Linked DNA regions of Mus musculus: region 1 is linked to region 2. Evidence: chromatin loops called from intact Hi-C (ENCODE). Cell type or tissue: heart. All regions are shown on one strand. Each heading gives the region's core, and the rest is flanking DNA. Links, peaks and the distances in the headings are about the cores only.

What was found. Hi-C counts contacts between places; a loop is a spot of excess contacts. Peaks named below come from ENCODE experiments on the same cell type or tissue, not always from the same donor. Only the 100,000 strongest peaks of a DNase experiment are listed, where the experiment ranks them.
Region 1: it touches region 2 in a loop (3-fold over the local background); 8 of 42 quality-filtered maps call a loop at or near these places.

The regions. Positions count from the first base shown.
Region 1 is chr5:138,218,447-138,226,787 of GRCm38, forward strand. Nxpe5 (neurexophilin and PC-esterase domain family, member 5) reads left to right here and starts at 7,458. Exons shown (of 6, transcript NM_001013773.3): 1 at 7,458-7,558. It also overlaps the pseudogene Gm22956. In heart, for the core only: no CTCF peak of the experiment used is centred there; a DNase peak (open chromatin) is centred at 3,835.
Region 2 is chr5:138,470,375-138,478,715 of GRCm38, forward strand. No RefSeq gene overlaps it. Among named protein-coding and RNA genes, the nearest start is that of Zfp157, 33 kb to the left of the region's middle. In heart, for the core only: a CTCF peak has its summit at 3,394 (motif pointing right); no DNase peak of the experiment used is centred there.

The sequences.
Region 1 (8,341 bases), core at 244-8,243, 250 kb before region 2:
AAGCTTAAAAGAATCCTTTTCTTTCCTTTCCTTTCCTTTTCCTCTTTCTTTCTTTCTTTCTTTCTTTCTTTCTTTCTTTCTTTCTTTCTTTCTTTCTTTCTTTCTTTCCTTCCTTCCTTCCTTCCTTCCTTCCTTCTTTCTTTCTTTCTTTCTTTCTTCCTTTCGTTCTTTCTTTCTTTCTCTCTGTCTCTCTCTCTCTCTGTCTCCCCCCCCCCCCTTCTCAGTTTACAAAAGAAATTTATGGACAGGAGAGATGACTCAGTGGTAAAGAGTACTGACTGCTTTTTCAGAGGCCCTGAGTTCAATAAGGCAACCACATGGAGGCTCACAACCATCTGTAACGGGATGCGATGCCCTCTTCTGGTGCGTCTGAAGAAAGCGACAGTGTACTCACATACATAAAATAAATAAAATTTAAAAGGTGCTAGGCATATTAGCATTACCACTGTTTATTTTTTCAGATAAAAGACACACACACAGCCTTTATCTTTTAATATGCCTTAAGCAGCACCATAGCTGGGCAGCTGCCTAACCTCCATGCTGTTAGAATCGACTTTCTATCCACAACCCTAGTATTGCTTACTTAATTCTGTGTTCCATCTTGGCTGCTCTTGACCCAATTGAGCAGCCTCTGGGCCACGTTTCTCTTGGCTCTTTTACATGGTGGCTCTCCTCTGCCCTCCTCTTCCTCCTCCTCCTCCTCCTCCTCCTCCTCCTCCTCCTCCTCCTCCTCCTCCTCCTCCTCCTCCTCCTCCTCCTCTTCTTCTTCTTCTCCTTCTTCTTCTTCTTCTTCTTCTTCTTCTTCTTCTTCTTCTTCTTCTTCTTCTTCTTCTTCTTCTTCTTCTTCTTCCATAGCAGCTCTCCTCTCCCCTTTCCTGCACACTCTCCTAAGGCATGGCAGCTTTCTCCTTCCCCTTGTTCCACCTGGGAAACCTAACACACACACACACACACACACACACACACACACACACACCACCTATGTCTCTTCTCCCCAGCCATTGGCTGCTGGCATTTATATTTACCAATCAGAATTAACTGGGGCAGGGTCCTTCAGTGTCTTTTAAGCAGACCCTCTCATGCAAACAGTTTTAGGGGACCCAACTAGCATTAGAATACAAGCAGCATCAGGCCAGCCGACTACAAATGAACTCCATTGATCAATACTAAAACTGTGAACCTTGGAAGTCTTAATACCGCAGGAGCATAGTGAAGAAAAGGAACAGGAAGCATTTTTATTTCTTTTATATCTTTTATATGCCGTAAATCACTTTTTGAAAATGATCATTTAGCTTTGTGCAGTGGCAGAATCGTAGCCAATGAGGTTTATCTGAGGTGCGATCATTGCTAAAAAAATCACCATTTAACCTTTCAAGTCCAACAACCTTCATAACTCGAATATATACAACTTACTTAAAACACCTTCTTAGACCCTAAAACACTTTCTTAGGTCCCTCACAACTTAAACTTCCATTTCCTCAGACCTTACATAAACCTTGTACTTAACATCTTTTTTTTTTTTTTTATGTAATGATTCACCACAGTGCACAGGTGGTTGGTTACTGGAAGCAGTCACCATAAAGGGAGTTCCTTTAAGTAAAGGAATGGTAATAAGTTACCTTGAAAGCTGATTTCTGAGTCTGGTAACACAGTAGACTGTGTGTAGACCTATTGGTAGCAGCTCTGGAAGAGTGAGGCTTGAAGCCTGATTTTTACACATAAAGAGGACTGAGAAGGCATCTGAAACCTTGGTTGCATGTTAAACTAACAGAGCTCTCATTAGTCATGAATCCCATCCGAGACCCGAGAAGAATACATTTCACTTGGGTAAACAGGAAGTGTGGACAAACAGCTTCCATAGCTATTAAAATGACAGACTTCCCAGCCACCTGAACAATCACCCTAGGCTCCTCCATGGTTGGTGAGGGGCAGAGGTCCCATGGCAGTGTGAGTCTTTGCCAGTCAGGTCTAGAAGATCTGACAAACTTTCCTGTGGAGTAGGAAACTTGAGGGTGGGGGAGGCGACTTTCACATCTGTCTAGGCAAAGCAGAGTGATCAACTCCCCAGTGTCCTGCTTGTCCACCATTTGGACAGTGTGCTTCAAGCAGTAGAGGTGAAGGATGGTTTATAGTCCAATGTCCATCCAGCTTTGCCATTTAAAGCAAGCTCTAGCTGGAGGTTCTCCTGTGCCCATCGTCTTCTTTAGAGGTTAGGGGTGCTGCCAGGAGCGGATGTGTCACCAAAAGCAATTTTATTAAAACATCTTAAACTCCATATTCTGCAGATCTCAAACACTCTGAAGTGTTTGAGGGCCACCAATCTATCTAAAGTATATCTACATAGACAAACTTTTCTTGTTTATAGTTACTTTGAAAATATATATTGGAGGTTAAATAAGGCTTATTCCTGTAATGAATTACATTAGTACTTAGCATGACTATAAGCATAGCTCTGAAATCATTAAGGAATTTCATCATTTATAAGGTGACTGACAATTAACTTGCATATTTTAATATCCTTAATAGTTAGTAGCTTATATAATGTTAGGATTTTGCAATTTTATCTCTGTTTGGTTTGGACCTTAAAAATAACAATTTTGCACCTGGGAGGCAGAGGCAGGCGGATTTCTGAGTTCGAGGCCAGCCTGGTCTACAAAGTGAGTTCCAGGACAGCCAGGGCGATACAGAGAAACCCTGTCTCGAAAAGCCAAAAATAAAAAAAAATTTTTTTTTGGAAGCTGGAGAAATGTCTCAGTGGTTGAGAGCACTGACTGCTCTTTCAGGGGACCTGGGTTCAATTCTCAGTACCTACATGGCAGCTCACAACTGTCTGAAACTCCAGTTCCAAGGGATCTGGGACCTTCACAGATATACTTGCCAGCAAAATATCAATGCTCATAAACTAAATAAACTTTTTTAAATTACAATTTTGACTTGGAGCTCTTTTATTATGAATTTAAAACTTTCAATCATAGATAAGGTCTATAGGGAGACTGGCAACTTTACTAATCCTGAAAATGAACATGGTAAAGAATCCAAAATAGCCTCTCTGTGGGTGAAAAGGGAAAAAGATTGATTTCAAATTGCCAAGGCTCTCTCCTGGGAAAGCAAGGAGAATTGACGTGGGAAAGATCTTCAGGAACTGGGAGAAAGGGGGCTTGTGAGCTGGGGTGGGGCCAAATAAGGGACTAGACCTTGGTGGCTAGCTTTAGGGATGTTATCTATGGTTTAGCAGGAGGGGGAGTGGGGGAAGGGGAAAAGGGGAAAATGGGAAAAGGGGGAAGGGGGAAGGGAGAAACGGGGGAAAGGAGAAAGGGGGAAGGGAGAAGGGGAAAGGGGGAAAGGGGGGGGGGGAAGAGAAAGGGGGAAGGGGAAAGGGAGAAGGGGGAAGGGAGAAGGGGGAAGGGGGGAAAAGGAAGGGCAAGGCCTGCCAGTTCCATGTTTGCCATGCTCCAGCCTTCTAGATCCTCGACACTATTCCCTCTCTGTCAGTGTTGGAAGGCCAGCCCATCCCTAGGCCTTGGAAAACACTTTGAGACAAACATGCCCATGTCCTAAACAGGGGGTGGAGGTAGGGATGAGGGTGTAACTTTGAGTTCAGAGCCAGCTTCTTCATGAGCTCAAACAGCTTATGACAACTTACCAATATAACGTAAATGACAATAGCTAGGAAAAAGTGTCCATATCACTAATCACCAGGGAAATGCATACCCAAACTATCCCACAGTTGCAAACATGGGCGTCTCTTTAGGTTTATTATTTTATACTTAGGGGTGTTCTGTCTGCAAGTTTGTAGCAAAGTGCTTTGTAGCAAAGTGAGGCCAGAAGAGGGCGCCAGATCCCAGCGGGTGCTAGGAGTGGATCCCAGTTCCTCTGGAGGAGCAGCCAGTGCTCTTAGCCATTTCACCAGCTCCTATTAACTATTAACAGACTGTTAACTATAAAAGACAAGTGATGGGTGCTATGAGACTGTGAGGAAAACACAATCCATGCAGCTGCTGATGACAATGCAAATTTAGTGGAGTTATTATGGAAAAAGTTGAGGTTTCCGTAGAATATTAAGACCAAATCTACCATATGGGGTCTGAAGAGATGGCCCAACAGTGAATAGTGCTTGCTGCTCTTACACAGGACTGGAGTTTAGATTCTGGCACCCACATTAAGTGGCTCCCAACTGTCTCTAACTTCAGGGTAGGGGAAAATCTGATGCCCTCTCTGGTCTCCATGGGCATTTCCCTTACATTCACAATTAGATGTGCACATATATACATAAGTAAAAATAATAATAGTAAAATATCATAACTTTTTAAAAAAGATACAATGTGATCCAGCCATTCCAGTATTAGACATATAGCAAAAGGAAACAAAAGCAATATGTTGACTAGATATATGCATTGACTACTTAAAATAGCTAAGGTATTGAATCAACCTAAATGTCTACAACCTATAAAGAAAGAAATAAGCCAGGTGGCAGTGGCACACACCTTTAATCTCAGCATTCAGGAGGCTGAGAAGCAGGTGTATCTCAAGTTCAAGGCCAGCCTGGTCTATAGAGCAAGTTCTAGGACTGCCAGGGCTCAACAGAGAAACCCTGTCTAAACAACAACAAAAAGATACAACAGATTATTATTATTCAGATCTAAATATGTAAGTAACTCTACCAGTTGGCACAGCATAGGTGAGCTGAAATTCTGTAATGAGCCAGACACATGAGTAGTATTGTATGCTCTCTTTGCCTATACAGTCTTTTGAAGTCAAATAAACAGGTATAGTGAATTAAAAAAACAAAAACAAAAAACAGTCCATTGGGGGTTGGTGGGTATGGGGGACTTTTGGGATAGCATTGGAAATGTAAACGAGGAAAATACCTAAAAAAAAAAAAAAGTCCTAGATGTTAGTATAAGGTGTGTTTTGGGTAATTTTATATCAACTTGATGCAAGCTAGAGTCATTTCCAAAAAGGGACTCTCCATTGAGAAAATGCCTCTATATGATTTGCCTATAGATAAGTCTGTACTGCATTTTTTTTGATTAGTGATTTATGTGGAAGGACCCAGCCTACTGGGAGCAGTGCCAGCCTTGGTGGGTGTAAGAACGCAGCATGAGCAAGCCATGGTGAGAAAACTAGAGAGCAGTGTTTCTCCACAGCTGTAGCTTCAGCTTTTACCTCTAGGTTCCTGTTTGTTTTTGTTGTTTTTTCTGTGGTTGTTGTTGTTTTCGAGACAGGGTTTCTCAGTGTAGCCCTGGCTGTCCTGGAACTCACTTTGTAGACCAGGCTGTCCTCGAACTCAGAAATCCACCTGCCTCTGCCTCCTAAGTGCTGGGATTAAAGGTGTGCACCACCATGCCCGGCTCAGGTTCCTGTCTTAAATTGACTTCCCTCAATGACGAAGAAGCAGAACCCCAATGGGTGCCCCAATTTTTCTGGTAATATGAGGCAATTCCAGTGGAAATTTCCAGAAATTCTAGTAACACTATCACCCTTTCCTCTTCAAGTTGCTTTTGATCATGGTATTTCATTACCGTGGGATAGAAACCCTGAGACATAGTGGAAATGGGTTGATTGGAGTAGGGGCAGAAAAAGGCATTCTGGATCACCACATCCAGCAGTCTTGAACTTTGATCCTTCTCCTTCTGCCCCTGCTCCTGAAGGTTGGAGTGTCAGTGCCATCAAACCACTCTAATGTGGTGCTCGGTGTCAGACTTAAGGCAATTTTGTATGCTAGGCAAACATTCTATAAACCGAACTACATCCCTCACCTTAACAATGTGGGAGGTCATTCCACCATTCGGAGCCACAGGGCTTTAAGCTAGACAAATACCACTGTGTTGTTGTGGCACATTCTATAGCCAGGCTAACCTGGAATTTATAGTCTTCCTGACAAATCATTTTTTTCTTGGTCCATGTTCTTGGTATGTTATTGATGTGTATCTTTATTTCCTACCTTTTGTTGTTGTTGCTTAGCCTTTTGAGACAGAGTTTGGTGTATCCCAGGCTTGCCCCCATCTCCTTCTATAGCTTGAGAATCACCCTGAACTCCAGACCATAGAACCTCAGCCTCCCGTGGGTTGGGATTATAGTTCTGTGTAGTTCAAGGTGGCATAGTCAGCAGGGCTACCTGAGGAGAAGAGTCTGTTCCCTGGACCTTGGATATGAATTAGGCTGAGGGCTGAAGCAGAGGCAGACTTGTCCTGTCCCAGCCTCGTAGGGCTGTAAGGACACTTTGCAAAGGACGTGCTGTTTCTAGGCTGCTACCTACCCAAAATAGAGGCTCTAGTAGATGGGTTTTTACTGTAGGAATTATTTGGTTCACTGAGTGCTCTGTATTGAAGAACTGGGTGTTTGGTATAAAGTTCTGGGGTTCCAGCTCCTTGTAACCCCAGCAGTATGTAGGGAGAGGGGCTGAAACAAACGCACACCTTAAGCTCATTAGTCAGAATGCGTAGTCAAGTGAGAGGCCCTACCTCAAAACATAAAGGTGGGAAGGCACCCAAAAATCTGCCTCTGGGCTCCACATGCTCAAATGTGCACACACGTTAACAAGTACATACATACAACACACACCTACAACACACACACATACACACATGCACCACATACATACAACACACACACACACACCACACACACACACACTACACAACACACACACACATGCCCCACACACCACATATACATACTCCCACATAAATACATACATACATACAACACATACCATATACACACACTCCCATATACATACATATGTACAACATACTTCCATACATACATACCATATGCACACACTCCCATATACATACATACATACAAACATACAACACATACATACACACATACACACAATTCCCCCACATATACACACATACACTACATACAATCCTCTCACATACACACATACCCACCACACCATACATACACACTGTCATAAACACACAAACATACTTCATACACATTTCACACACACACACATGGGGGGCACAGAAAGAGGAGAATCAAATTAATAATTTTTTAAAAAGCATCTGCTGGGTATAGTGATGCCAATCTTTAATCTCAGCATCCAGGAAACAGAGGCAAGTAGATCTTAGTGAGTTCAGGCTAGCCTGATCTATATATTGAGTTCCAGGCTAACCAGGGCTACACAATGAAACCTTGTCTCAGAAATAAAATAATGAAACAAGAAAATAATAAAATAAAATAGGTATGCAGAAGGTAAGGGTAGAGGTGGATGGTGAATTAAGCTGCTTATAAGTGTAACCCTAGATTAGCTAATTTCCTCATCAAGCTAAAGTTGCCCTAGTTCTTTTGTTTTTAGCACAGTCCAGGCCAACATCAAACTCTCTTTGTAGCTAAGAATGAGCCTCAAACCTTTTCTGATTTTCCTGCCTACACCTCCCAAGTGATGTGATTGTAGGCGTGGGTTACTACATCACAAACCTACCTATGCAGTCCTAGGGTTCAACAAGGCTCTGTGCATGCTGGGCAAGCATCTTGCCCATTGGGCCACATCCCCAGCTTATTTAATTATACTGTGCCCTATCCCTGACGCTCCAGTTCCAAGGTAGGCATTTATGTTGCATCCTTTTTACTTTCCTGTTTGTTTGTTTGTTTGTTTGTTTGAATCCTGGAAAGTTACTTTGCTCACATTTTATAAAAGCAATGGTTTCCCGCTGGGCAATGGTGCACATTTTTAATCTCACCACTCAGGAGGCAGAGGTTGGTGGATCTCTGAGTTCCAGACCAGTCTGATCTACAGAATGAGTTCCAGGACAGCCAGGGCTACGCAGAAAAAAAAACAAAACAAAAACCTGTCTCAAACAAAATAATAATACATGTCTGTAATGGGTTTTCCCCCCTACTCCATTCCCTAACTCCTCCCAGGTCCATCTCTACCTTCTCGGCTCTTTTCAGTATTGCGTCTCTCTTTTTTTTTAATATCCCACTGAGTACAGTTTTTATTGCTAATATATTCTAGGGTGTGTGAGCTACCTTAAAAAAACTGGACTCTTCCTCCTTCCATACCCATTAGCTCTCTGCAGCTCCTCAGCTAGGGGTAGGTAAGTCATTCCCACGTTAGAACGTTGGCCACCTTGAGCTTACCTAGGATGTGTGCAGTCAAGCCCAGTGGCAGCCTTCATGAGTGCAGCAGTTCAGTCACATAGAGAAGGCACTCCCAAACTCTGGCTTTTACAATCTTGGGACTGCGGGTCTTCTATCATAGTAGGCAGGTTTACTTGTAGCCCAGTCTGGCCTCAAAGTTACTATGTAGTTGCAGATAACCCGAGATTCTGATCCTCCTGCCCTCAACCTAGTGCAGGCATTGCAGGTCTGAGCAACCAGGCTG
Region 2 (8,341 bases), core at 226-8,225:
AAAGCATCAGATTAGTAGTTGGATACAATGTGTCTAAAAGGGACACTGTGTATGTATGGTCACAAGAAGTTCCAGCTTTAGTCCTTCAAACCATATCAGGGCAAGGTACCCGCCTGGGGAAAGTCCCTCTGTCACATTCCAAATAAATTATACCCGCCCCCCCCCCCGAACAAATATGGTGCGCTTGTTCAATTCGCCTGACCCATCTGTGTATAGAGAGGTCCTTAATTCCTCTACCACAAAGGAGTTCTGTACTCTAGTCAAGTTAGTACACATAACCTATTATTTAGAATAGACAGTGCTAAAAACTCTGGTAGGGCACGTTGAAAGAGACCTTATGAGACAAGAGAGAGAGAGAGAGAGAGAGAGAGAGAGAGAGAGAGAGAGATCCCATATCCTTAACCCTAGCTGTGATCCTAGGGGCAGGACTGGCAGGAGCAGGTACTGGGATAGCTGCACTGATGTTAAAGGGGGGAAATTACAATAGCTTAAAGACAGACATAAATGAAGACATTCAATGCCTAGGAAAGTCCATCCCACACCTGGAGCATAACATGGGCTCTCTTGCTGAGGTAGCACTACAAAATAGGCAGGGACTAGACTTAGTGTTCCTACAACAAGGAGGGTTATGTGCCACCTTTCGTGAAGAATGTTGTTTCTATGCCAACCATTCTGGAGTTATTAGGGAGTCATTAGCTAAAGTTAGGGAAAGTGTAGATATGCACCAAAGGGAACGAGAAAATTCCAAAAGTTAATATCATTCACTATTCAGTTCTTCCCCCTGGCTAGCAACCCTCATCTCCACAATCATGGGACTTCTGGTCATCACTGCACTACTCCTCTCTTTTGGGCCATGCATTATCAACAAGCTTTTTCAATATATGAAACAGAGACTGGGAACAATTCCATTGATGGTAATGAGGTCCTAATATCAACCAGTTAGTACAGACAATCCAGGTTTTAGAGAGCCCAAGGTTGGCCTCTAAAGTTACTAGCAAAAGGATGAATAAAGAGACACAGGAAGCCTGCTTCTGTTCTTCCCTGCTGCTGCACAGGGCTAGAGACGTTAGCGCTCGCTCCTTCTCTCCCCTCTTCATAGATGCCTCTGGCCTTTGGAGAGGACAAACAAAGATGGCGCAGTCTGGCATCAGAATATTGCAATTGCCCCCTTTCCCTTTCATGGTAGCACTCCTTTTCCCCTGACCAACCCCCCAACAAGTGGGGCAGATGTCAGCCTGATTATTCCTCTACTCTGGGTCATTGAGCCTCCAGATTTTGCCCAATAAGGCAATCCTCTGTTACATATACAGCTGGAACCATGGGTCCCGCCCCATGTGTACTCTTTGGCTGGTGGTTAAGTCCCTGGGAGATTTGAGGGAGGGGGGAGTCCTGATTGGTTGATATTGTTGTTCAGGACTGGCTTCAGGGTGACCCTCAGTTGTGAGAAAGCAGGCAGAAGTTTCCAAACCATCCCCTCTGTACCACAAGCATCCCAGGAAGAAGCGATTTCCTCTTAGGGTCTTTTTACTGTCCTGACCTGCTCCCTGCAGATCATTCTAGCATGGGTTTCCTAGTATGTCATCCTGTGTATATGATCACACATGCCCTATACCTGAAAAACCTCCTAATAGTGTTACTGGAGGTGAAGGCACACATACTCCCTTGTGCCCATTTACACACATGTGTACACGAAAGAATATGCATGCACAAACACACATAGTCACAGGCCCAGGCCCAGGGGCACACAGAGCGTTCTTTTACACATGGTCAGGAGCAAGTCAGTGTAGAAAGGCCCCTCCTAGGTGAGCATTAGGATTATTTTGTGGAGGTGAGTGTTGGGATAACGAACTTTAGCAAAGTCTATGTGATCATCTTTAATTGTGCCTTTCTCTTAGAGGAGTGGGCGGGGCTCCTCTGCTTTTCAATGTGTTCTAGTGTTTTCCCATTTGGGGTTCTACAGGCCTCAGTGTGCTTCTTTTGTGTTCCACAGACAATGGCTAACTGGGTTCTGGTTTGCAGGGTGTCCCATGCTGCTCACTATAACATTCCCTATCCTGAGGAAAAACTATGCACAAACATTAAGACTTTGGGAGAGTTTCCATATCCTGATGAGTACTATGAAATAAATTCATAGGTTAATTTTTATTGTTGAAGGAAAATGGGAAACGTAATCTGTCCACAGAAAAACAGATGAAGGAGTAAGGAAAAGAGAGAGATGTTTGTGGTTCCTAGATTTTAAGAAATATCAAAAAAAGAGTCATATTTGTATACACAGCATGAATCTCTCTTGGGAAGGAAATGGGATTAATGAAATTCAATTGGTGTAGAAGGAGGTACTGGAGGCCTGCTGAGTGCAAATATGTATTTATATGACAATGGCCTCCTGTCCCACACTACCATCCATGCACATGAACTTTTACATAGTTAAAAATGTTTTGTTTCTTTGAAAAAGTTTTTTTCATTTTACGTGGATGAGTGCATGTGTTTCTACGACTGCATGCATGCTGTGTGCATGGAAGCCAGAAGAGTGCACTGGATCTCCTGAACTCTGGTCCTGCATGGTTGTGGGCCACCTTGTGGATGCAGGGAAATGAACCCAGGTCCTCTGAAAGAGCAGTCAGTGCCCTTAACACGTTGAGCCACCACTCAGGACCATTTTGGTTTTTTGCTGGTCAGAGTAGCCCATTGTAGAAACCACAATGGTGTCCAGTGCTTCCCAGTAGAAAGTTTCCAGCTGGGTTGTAGGTCACACACTGGTACTGAGTATCATTAATTTCCGATTCCTTAATTAAATTATTATATCAAACCCATCAAATATTAGCAACCTCAGGGAATAGTCACACCTATTCTAGCTACAACTGTGCAATTTAAATGAGAGCTCATTGGGGATTGGAGGAACTGTGTCCCAGGAACGGGGAACTGGCCACCATTTGAGGTCTTAAGGGCCCAAAGTCTTCCTAACTCGGGCCTGTCAAGGGATGCTATGTTGTCTAGCCACTGGGACAGCTGTGGTCTGGCTTCCCTACAGCAGGGTGGTGGAGACCCCACAGAAGGCCTCTAAGAGCCTGGCCTTAGAAGGCCTTGATGTAGCGGGACACTAACAAAAGCCCAACAGCCTCAACATAAGGGAAGCACCATGCACCTGGTCATAGGCAGTAGAAAGTTCTAGAAGAAATGGTCTTGTCATGCCTACTCTGGTTATACTAATAGAACCTGAAGTGCTTTGTCTGGAGAACATTTTTATCAACTGAGGTTTGCTAAATTGTGCTCCCGAGAAACTGCACACATTCTCTCCCAGGGATAACGTGAGGAGGAATATGTATCTTTAACAACAGGTTAATTGACCTAAATAGGTTGAGTTCCCCTGGACCTCTTCCCGAGGAAATGACGCTGCATCGTATGGCCACTAGAGGGCGGTGGTTGTCCATTGAGCACAAGGAGTTCTCCTGGACCTGTGTGCTGGCATCTCAGTGACATTTAGGATAGAGATGGGGGTGGGGGTGGGTACTACAGTGATCTCAACAGAGCAGGATTGGGGGCAGGAGCTTCATTCCTATCTCTGGTTCCCTTGATAGGCTTTCTCCCTTGTGAAGAAAACATCAGATAGTTTAGCTTTCCAGTTATCTGATTCTCTTCAGAGCAAGGGCCCTGCCTCTGTGAAAGGTGCCCCATCCCACCTCCTGTAGAAGCATGGGCCAATTCGGCCAAACCAACTGAAGTTCCTTTTCTGGAGCAGAGGCTGTAGTGGGTAATTAATGGGAGTTCTTCAGAGGCTCATTTCCAGACAGCTTTAGCTTCACCTAGAAATGCTAGGAAAAGTTTTGTCCCATGTTCAAGGACACGCAACTCCCTTGTATATTCTGTGTGTCCCTGGATGTCAGCCCCTTTCCAAACTGTTTTGACATAGAGACCATGTTCACTTACACAGGGTGGGGCTGAGACATCAGCTCCATCTTGTCTGGCTCCTCCTCTTTGCCCGGGGGAGCCAGGGGAGCCTGGGTGAGCATCCCAGGGAGAGTGTTGGGCTGCTCTGAACCAGGACGCCACCAGCCAAATATGCTTGTGTCCCGACACCCCAGCTCCTCAAAGTTCAGTCCATTTTTCCCTGACATCCACCTGAGGCCATATAGGCAGTTAAGCCTCCAAGGGTTGTTAGTGACAGAGCCTGGGTTCTGGCAGCCAGACAGCCTAGACTGTGGCCACCCATTTCCCATGGACCTGTTAGACAGAAGTAGAAGTAGAGAAAGCCTGGTATGGTGATGAGTGCCTTTCCCCCAGGACTCAGGAAGCTGACACAATTGGATGCCTTTGAGTCCTACATAATGAGTTCTGGGAGAGTCAGGCTACATAAGGGAAAGACTTTGTCAAGATCAAACAAAACAAAACAAAACAAACAAAAAGTAACAGAGAAAGGAGATATAACTAAAGACAGCACACTGGGAAGAGGAACAAATAATTCTCGGTCCAAGGTCACTCCACCCCAACTTAGGGTCCTCTGAGGGTTCCTTTGCATTAGAAAGCAAGACGTATGCAAAACTAAGCAGTCCTAATTGATGGGAGTTTGGGCCCACACTTAGCCACCACAGCCTCTGCACCAGTGTCTCCTGTGAGGTGATCTGGAGAGTGACCAGAACTCTGTGAGGCTTTTGTGGGAGCCAAGTTTCTCCTACTGCCAGTGCCAGGCTTCATCCTCAGCCCTCTGTCTGCAGAAAATTCCAGAAGGGATTCCAATTGTTTCTGGTGTGTTCGCTTCCATTTCCCAGTATCTGACAGAAGGGTGCAGTGTCTCTTTGGTGCAGTGTCTTCACATTCTCCAGATCTTTCCCAGTCTTTCTTTGTTCAGCTGATTGAATGATGTCCATGTCCACAACTAACAACATAAATGAAATAGCAGTGGGAGACAGGGTTAGTGTAAAATTCATTAATTTTAATGTAAATCTAGGTAAAAAAAATTACTCTGGAAGCTGTATTTCTTTACTTTTTGTAGTCCCCAACAACCACACAGAGAAGTCAGGTTTATTAAAATACCCTTGAGACGAATATTGACCAAATCTTACTCCATTCTAAATCTGCAAGCTCATGAGGATTCCTCCCAGAAAATATCTCATTACTTGCAATTTTTGTCTTTTCTTGATCCACCTCTCTCTCCTCAAGCTTCATGAACCTCTCCTCATATCTCCATTCCTTCCCTTCCTGTTTCTTTCCCCATTCCTCCTAGAATAGGAAGTCCCACCATATCCTCTCTAAAGTTCTGCATTGGCTCATTGGCTTTTATTGGCAAGGCAGAGAAGGAATGAGGAGCAGTGTTTACACAAACTTGAGACAGGACTTTCTAAGAATAAACAGAACAGAGCTATGTCAGGATAGAACTCAGATAGTGGGATAGAGAAAACAGTGATTTAAATAACATACAAAGGTAAACTTTAAACAGTGTACAAAAACATTATGCCTAAAGGTAAGAGCACATTCATGGTCTTGCCAGGCAACCCTACACAAGAATCTTTGCTCTAGGCTCTTTGGGTTTTAGCTATAGTTGAAAGGGCTGGCACTATTGTCTCCATTTTGTGGTTGGCTGGGATACAGATCCAGCCATGAAGCACATGCTGGTTTCAAAACCTTAGCTTCCTCTACCCCAGCTTCTCAAGTACCAAGTCACATATATGCTGGCTAGTTTCTTGTCAACTTGATACAGCAGCATCTGGGAAGTTAGACTTGACAGTTATCAGGAAGACTGAAGCTCAGCCATTCCCCCCACCCCATGTTTCACAGGCCTACAGAAAGAGAGAGGGAAGACAGAAGCTCAGCCACGGAAATGTTTCCACCAGGGTGGCTTTCAGGCAAGTTTGTGCTTCATTCTTGATTAATGATTGACATGGGAGGGCCCAGCTCACTGAAGGAGGTGTCTTCCCTGGTCACCTGGTTTGGGGTGGCATAAGAAATCAAGCTGAGAAGTCACATGGAGCAAGCAAGTAAGCAGCACTCACTCATGGCCTCTCCCTCAGTTCCAGCACTGAATTCCTGCCCTGGAATCACTCAGTGATGGACTGTGTTTGGGAAATGGAAGTCAAATAAATCCTTTCCTCATCAAGTTAGTGTTGGCCAGTGTTTGGTCAACAGCTGTAGGAACCTAAGGGACATAGCAACGGACAAATATTTCTTTACCCCTAGAAGCCTAAGGAAGATAACGAATGGGCAAAGGTTTCTCCGCCCAGCAAGGTTCCCCCGTGATTGGTCCTCCATTTTCCTTCTGCAATAGTCTCTGGCTGCACCACAGATTCAACATCTTGTGTGATCTTCTTCATCTGTTACCACTGAGAAGAGATCTGTTTCATCTGATCTTATTCCATGATTGGGAGGAAAGTGCCATGTGTCAAGGAGCCAATGCCAGTAAAATTCTCCAGCCAGTTTTAAGCAGCCAAGAGTTATGGCAGGAAGAGCTCTTAGGTCAGGCCTACCTGGAGTCTGTTCCAGGATTAGAGTCTGTCTGTCCTGTTAGTGATGTGCTAACCTCTCAAATGCTGCTCAGCCTCTTTGTCTAGATGATGGCTTTCCTCATAATGGTAACAGACCGAATTTAAAAAGTTCTCAAACAAATGACAGCGGCAACATTTATTTCATTTCTTTTAATTCTTGTGGGTGTTGTGTTGCCTCTGTGTCTATGTGCTCTGTGCATGCATGTCCTGTAGACACCAGAAGAGGACATCCCCTGAACTGGATTATATTAAGTTGTGAGCCTTCATGTGGGTGCTGCGAACTGAACCTGGGTCCTTGAAAAACCAGCCATTGTTCCAAACTCTTGAGCCATCTCTCCAGCTCCAAAGAGCAAAGAGTTAGAGAAAACTGCAGGTGCCCTCATTAGGTTTCCAGTACCTATCAACTATTTAAAGGCCCTACATGAGTGCATACTTCTAGGGCATGCTAGGCTACCTCTATTTAGAGATTCATGGTACAACTGGGACATCTTACACATTTAGTGCTGGTGACAGGCAGACATTTTTTTAAAGGTCAAAATTATAACATATACACACAGTAGCATACCTGTTTGTTCTAAGAGAGTAGGTATGGAGAGGACATCCTGAATGACAGCTTTCTCTCTGAATGGCATTGATGAGGAAAAGCAGAATATCCAGAAAACATCACTGGCTGTTTTGTATGTTGGGAGTCCATGTATAATGCAGACTTTTACATATTCATAAAATATCCCTCACTGGTTTCTTACTATCTTTTAAGCTTACACAGAACTATATAAACTTGGACAAAATATATTAATTTCAGATACACAGCTCACCCATTGCTAGTCACAGAGGCATAGAGTATTAAAGCAGTTTCTTATAGAGGTCATATCAAATACATCAATGACAAATAGTTAAGCTAAACCTCCTGACACATAATAATCAGAACAACAAATGCACTAAATAAAGATAGAATATTAAAAGCAGTAAGGGAAAAAGGTCAAGTAACATATAAAGGCAGGCCTATTAGAGTTAAACCAGAGACTATGAAAGCCAGAAGATCCTGGACAGATGTTATGCAAACCCTAAGAGAACACAAATGCCAGCCCAGGCTACTATAACCAGCAAAAATCTCAATTACCATAGATGGGGTAAACAAAGTGTTCCATGATAAAACCAAATTCACACAACATCTTTCCACAAATCTAGCCCTTCAAAGGATAGTAAAGGGAAAACACCAACTCAAGGATGGATACTACACCCTCAAGAAAGTAATCCTTCAACAAACCTAAAAGAAGACAGCCTCAAGAACAGAATCCCAACTTTAATAACAAAAATAACAGGAAGCAACAATTACTTTTCTTTAATTTCTCTTAACATCAATGGCTCAATTCCCCAATAAAAAGACATAGACTAATAGACTGGATACACAAACAGTACCCAACATTTTGTTGGGTCCTGTTTGATTTCCAACCCAAAGTTATCAAAAAAAAAAAAAAAAAAAGACAAGGAGGGGCACTTCATACTCATCAAAGGTAAAATCTACCAAGATGAACTCTCAATTCTGAATATCTATGCTCCAAATACAAGGGCAGCCACGTTCATTAAAGAAACTTTAGTAAAGCTCAAAGCACACATTGCACCTCACACAATAATAGTGGGAGGCTTCAACACGCCACTCTCACCAATGGAGAGATCCTGGAAACAGACACTAAACAGAGACACATGGACACTAACAGAAGTTATGAAAGAAATTGATTTATTTGATATCTACAAAACATTTTAAACTAAAAGAAAATGATATATATTCTTCTCAGCGCCACATGGAACCTCCTCCAAAATTGACCATATAATTGCTCAAAGAACAGGCCTTAACAGATACAAAAATA